2 separate regions of the Homo sapiens genome follow, and region 2 is linked to region 1. Evidence: chromatin contacts called from ENCODE Hi-C or POLR2A ChIA-PET data. All regions are on one chromosome and are shown on one strand. The core of a region is the stretch at or near the end of the contact, and the rest is flanking DNA. Distances in the headings are between cores, read along the strand shown.

Evidence for each region. A loop is a pair of places that touch in the nucleus more often than their neighbours do. ChIA-PET counts read pairs that join two places held with the same protein, here RNA polymerase II (POLR2A). Pooled maps may share reads with other maps.
Region 2: a loop to region 1 is called in a map with no recorded cell type, with 12 times the contacts of the local background. The contact joins the promoter of TSPYL1 here to the enhancer-like site in region 1. A Hi-C loop is called at or near these places in 6 of 37 single-sample maps with no recorded cell type and 10 of 50 pooled maps. POLR2A ChIA-PET finds 5 or more read pairs at or near these places in 3 of 52 experiments (HEK293, OCI-LY7 and activated T-cell).

Annotation. Positions count from the first base shown.
Region 1 is chr6:116,010,259-116,013,070 of GRCh38, reverse strand. The region is part of intron 1 of FRK (fyn related Src family tyrosine kinase); the gene reads left to right. Among named protein-coding and RNA genes, the nearest start is that of FRK, 49 kb to the left of the region's middle. Within about 2 kb of position 1,375, at least 9 of the 41 ENCODE cell types and tissues checked have a DNase peak (open chromatin) inside an H3K27ac peak, as active enhancers do.
Region 2 is chr6:116,278,569-116,281,380 of GRCh38, reverse strand. TSPYL1 (TSPY like 1) reads left to right here and starts at 1,451. Exons shown (of 1, transcript NM_003309.4): 1 at 1,451-2,812. The coding sequence starts at 1,551. It also overlaps a transcript of DSE not described here. RefSeq lists enhancers at 1,458-1,517, 1,748-2,017, 2,038-2,087.

The DNA.
Region 1 (2,812 bases), core at 126-2,625:
AAAAGCTTTATCAAATGACCCAAGCAAAGGATTTCTATGTGACTGCAAGTCCTACCTCTGATACTTAATTTGACATTGTCACTTTATCACAAATTTTTTACATGTGTACAGCCCTGATATGCTTGTGTTTTAAAGGACAGAAAAATCAATTTCATTTTTGATCTTTACATTCACATGAAAGTGTTCTCTTTGGGGGAAAAGAGAGAGGTCAGATTGAAATCTGTGGTCTAAGGCCAATTAACATTAGAAACTGTGTTGCAACTGGTCCATAGCAGATAAGCCTTCTCCCATAAACACTTTATACTGCAAGCTATGTGGCAAGCTCAAATAAAAGATTACACAAAAACACAGGCATTATCTAAAGTTCAATGTTCAGTATAAACCAGAAGACTATATAAAATGCCCAAATTGAAGTACAATGTATTAATGTTTCATCAACAAGTATTTATTTAACAGCTCCACAGGGCATGTGGCCAGTGCTTCATGCCACAGATATGTGAAGTTATCAGACTCTGTCCTTATGCTGGGGAGGTCTGTAGCTTCAAGTGTAAACAAAGAATAATCTAAACAAGAATTTAAAATGCATCGCTAGCTTTTGTATGCTACATATCAAAACAGAGGAGTAGTCACTGAATACTGTAGGAATTCTGAGCAGTCAAGTTTTAGTATTGCCAGTATAAGTAGTGATAGCAGTGTGAATTTAGCTAGAACAGAGGGCTGATATAGGGAGGATAAAGTTGAAGAAGTGGCTTGTGTCCAGATGGTGGAAGGCCTGAATTTCCAGGTTAATAGAGGTTTTACTCCATAAGCAAAATACCCCTTATTTATGTGTATGTGGGGAGATGATAAATCTAGTGGTGGTGGTGTGAGCAAGGGGGAGAGTCTGAGATAAATGCATGTAAAGCTTGTAGCAACAGTGCCTGCCTCCTTTTATGTGATCAGTAAATATAAATTGTTAATGTTAAAGAGAACAGGCAGTAAAATATTTCCATAATCCAAGAGGCGATGTTGAATTAGACAAGGGTTATGGTGAGGGAAATGGAAAGGAAGGAATGAATAACAAAATAATTGCGAGCATTATTTTTTTTCTTTGTCCTTATCATTCCATGTGAGTGGGAAAGAGTAGCAGGGCTAACTTCCTGGGAACCAAGGGGATACTGAGCCGAAGAAGGTTTTGTGGAAAGGGAGGGAAATAATTACCTTGACAGGAAGAACTCTCACAGAGATTTTCTTCATAGTGTTGTGGAAACACAGGTAGATGCAGGTGAGTCATACCGAACCATAATAGTTCAAGGGGCATGAATCAAGCCTTTCATTTAGATACCATAAATGACTAAATGTGGTTATGAGTGTGCCCTGCAAATTGAAGGTGTTTTGCCAATGTGGGTGACAGCGATGCCTGCCAAGTCACATTCATGAGGACAATAGGTGTTTTACCCATTATAACATGTGTAACTGTGATGAAAACATGAAAGACACTGCTAACCCTGAGCTCCCACAGGGAAATCATCCTAGCTTACTTTCCCTATGACTGGTTAGGCCAAGTTGATCGACCCAGTTTCCTTTCTGCATTTTCTGGAAGGATGTTTTTTTTTTTTCCTGGAACTAGTCTTAAGAGTTTATTTTTTTAGGATCTGTCTATAGTACTTGAAGGCTGACTGCCTTGGTCTTAAGGAGACATTATAAAAAGAAGTCATATGTTAACTTTTGTAAATCCTAGCCATCAGTTGCTGGGCATGAGTTTTCTCTTTAAAAAGTGTAAGAGGCAATTATCTTCATCTGATAAGAATTATGAGTTACCTAGGAACCTAGTTTGTACACGTCAGTGAGGCACAATAAGATTCTATTAGATGAAATGACAAAACCTTAATTGAGGTAACACATCTATTTACATGTTGATTTCCCTAAATTTTGATTAATATTTAAGATATTTATCTTATGTAAATGTTGATATTCATTTATACTGCAATTTTTTTTTTTAAGGCTCACTGCCTTTTTCATAAAATAAAGCACGTCCAGTTAATCACAGGACAGCTCTCCTTTCCCTTTTTGGATTAGTAAAATGGCCTACTGCCACCTGGTGGCAGCATGTCCTAGTCCAGAACAGCAGGCAGGACAGAAGAGTCACTTGGGATGAAACTGTTAATACAAACAAAGAAATAAGGTCATGCTCACATATTCACTCGTGTCCCAGCATGACCTCAAATCCAACATGCCTAAAACAAAATTGATAATATCTGCCTTCAATTAATTATCTTAAAATCTCTACTATTTATTGAGCATGAATGTGTCGAGACATAAAGCACTTTACATGCAGCATTCTTCTTAATCTTGAAACAAGGCTATAAGGAAATTATTATTATTCTCACTTACAAATGAGGAGATTGAGGCATAGAGAGGTTAAATAACTTCCTAATGAGATGCTGTCACTCTTAACTGTTATTATACTCTGCCTTCTGACATGTTGCAGGACATATTGTCCTTTAGTCATTCAGATTTGAAATCCTGGTGTCACATCGTCTCTTCCATCTGTTTCGCTGCTCATTCATAATCACTTGTTTTATATTCCTTTGGGATTTTTTCCTGTATCTATCAATTCTAAGTGCCAAAGTTTCTAGTCCAGACCTTTACAACATGTAAATTTTTGTAGCATGTTCCTGATTGACCTCTTTTAATTTTTTATATTTAAATACATTTTAAAGTAATCTACAACTACATGTTATTATAAACATCCAAATTATAGAGAAGAATGCAGAGTAAAAAGTGAAACTCCTCTGTCATTACTTTCATATTCTCTCACTAATCTCCAGGA
Region 2 (2,812 bases), core at 202-2,701, 270 kb before region 1:
AATAGCTTAAAATGCACAAATTTATTTTCTTATAGTGCTGGAGTTTAGAGGTAATAACCTCAAGGTGTTGTCATTCCTTTGGAGGCTCTAGGATTGAATCTATTTCCTTACCTTTCAAGCTTCTAGAGGCTGCCTTTATTCCTACGATCCTGGCTCCTTCCTCCATCTTCAAAGCCAGCAACATAGCGATTTCCCTTTCCTCCCTCCCACACCTATTCTCCACCATTCCTTCCCTCTCTCTGTGCTTTCGTCCTCTTATCTTCTCTGACTGACCCTCCTGCCTCCTTCTTATAAGAAATTTGTAATTCCATAGGGCCCACCTGTATAATCCAGAATCATCTTCTCATCTCCAAATCTTTAACTTAATCATATCTGCGAAGTCCCTTTGGCCGCATAACTAAGACAGGTACATCTTTGAGGGCCATCAGGCTACTACCACACAAAGCAAATTAAGTAGAAAATAACGTTTGCCTCTTTTATACCTTGAGTCCACCAGCTGCATGTTGCCCTTTGCAAGTTTGTTTTCTACTTCAAGGCCATCTTAGTTGTCCATTTTAACTAGCCTTTCCTCACAAAATGGTGGTATGTGGCTCCCCCCACTGATATTTCTCTGAGGCCTTGTAGCTCTCTAAGACAGCACCAGTTTAACTCACAAGTCAACAAACTGGAACACTTCAACCAGAGACATTGACATCCCCCTCTAATGAACTCAGCTGATTGCTAAAGACAGATGCTTCGTTAGAGCCAAACATTCCTATCTTACATAACTAAATATGATAATAAATTAAGTTCTTGGGGCTGGAAATAGTTATAATTTCCTCTTTCTTGCAGTGAAAAGGCATGGAACATTTAGCAAACTGATCCTGGCTTAATTTCTACCGATACTATGCAGCACAAACTCTTATTTGATGCAGATTATAAATCGAAAATTAGCAATGAATACTATGCATCGCTTTAGTGGTAAGAGGCTGCTGAGTAGCTTTTTTTCCCCAGTAACCGTAGAGGCAAGAATTGATATTTTTATGTCACTTTTACTAAGAAGGGGGGAAACATTTTGCTATTAATCTTAAAGAGAAGTCTTTTGCTGCTAGTTACGTGGAGTAACAGGGAATAGATTTACCTTCCTGCCTCAAAAAAGTGAAGACCAGAAAAACATTTGTTTTCAGACACTGGAGAGCAGGCACTGTTACGGCTGTGATTTTACAACTGCTCCTACATGCTGGGAGCAGTCGCTAGATGCATCTCAAGGTGGGTCGTCCGCGCTTCCAGACTCAGCACAATCGACATTTATTTACGTAGGTAAAATTACTGTTGCTATGGGTAAATTCACAGAAATAAAGCCCAGAGAATCCGGTTGGCTGGCAGGGAGCGGCGGAACCAATCCCGGGCTCAGCAAGTTCTCGCGATACCGTGAGATCTCCAGTCCTGACGACACCGCCGCTGAAATGTTAGTGAGACTGTAGGGTGGGCGGTGCGAGCGGCGGTTAGCTCCCAGTTCGGCCTCTGAGGAAAACGGGCGTTCGCCTGCGGTTGGTCCGACTGTTAGCAACATGAGCGGCCTGGATGGGGTCAAGAGGACCACTCCCCTCCAAACCCACAGCATCATTATTTCTGACCAAGTCCCGAGCGACCAGGACGCACACCAGTACCTGAGGCTCCGCGACCAAAGCGAGGCGACACAGGTGATGGCGGAGCCGGGTGAGGGAGGCTCGGAGACCGTCGCGCTCCCGCCTCCACCGCCTTCAGAGGAGGGGGGCGTACCCCAGGATGCCGCGGGCCGTGGCGGTACTCCCCAGATCCGAGTTGTTGGGGGTCGCGGTCATGTGGCGATCAAAGCCGGGCAGGAAGAGGGCCAGCCTCCCGCCGAAGGCCTGGCAGCCGCTTCTGTGGTGATGGCAGCCGACCGCAGCCTGAAAAAGGGCGTTCAGGGTGGAGAGAAGGCCCTAGAAATCTGTGGCGCCCAGAGATCCGCGTCTGAGCTGACGGCGGGGGCGGAGGCTGAGGCGGAGGAGGTGAAGACAGGAAAGTGCGCCACCGTCTCAGCAGCCGTGGCTGAGAGGGAGAGCGCTGAGGTGGTGAAGGAAGGCCTGGCGGAGAAGGAGGTAATGGAGGAGCAGATGGAGGTAGAGGAGCAGCCGCCAGAAGGTGAAGAAATAGAAGTGGCGGAGGAGGATAGATTGGAGGAGGAGGCGAGGGAGGAAGAAGGGCCCTGGCCTTTGCATGAGGCTCTCCGCATGGACCCTCTGGAGGCCATCCAGCTGGAACTGGACACTGTGAATGCTCAGGCCGACAGGGCCTTCCAACAGCTGGAGCACAAGTTTGGGCGGATGCGTCGACACTACCTGGAGCGGAGGAACTACATCATTCAGAATATCCCGGGCTTCTGGATGACTGCTTTTCGAAACCACCCCCAGTTGTCCGCCATGATTAGGGGCCAAGATGCAGAGATGTTAAGGTACATAACCAATTTAGAGGTGAAGGAACTCAGACACCCTAGAACCGGTTGCAAGTTCAAGTTCTTCTTTAGAAGAAACCCCTACTTCAGAAACAAGCTGATTGTCAAGGAATATGAGGTAAGATCCTCCGGCCGAGTGGTGTCTCTTTCTACTCCAATTATATGGCGCAGGGGGCATGAACCCCAGTCCTTCATTCGCAGAAACCAAGACCTCATCTGCAGCTTCTTCACTTGGTTTTCAGACCACAGCCTTCCAGAGTCCGACAAAATTGCTGAGATTATTAAAGAGGATCTGTGGCCAAATCCACTGCAATACTACCTGTTGCGTGAAGGAGTCCGTAGAGCCCGACGTCGCCC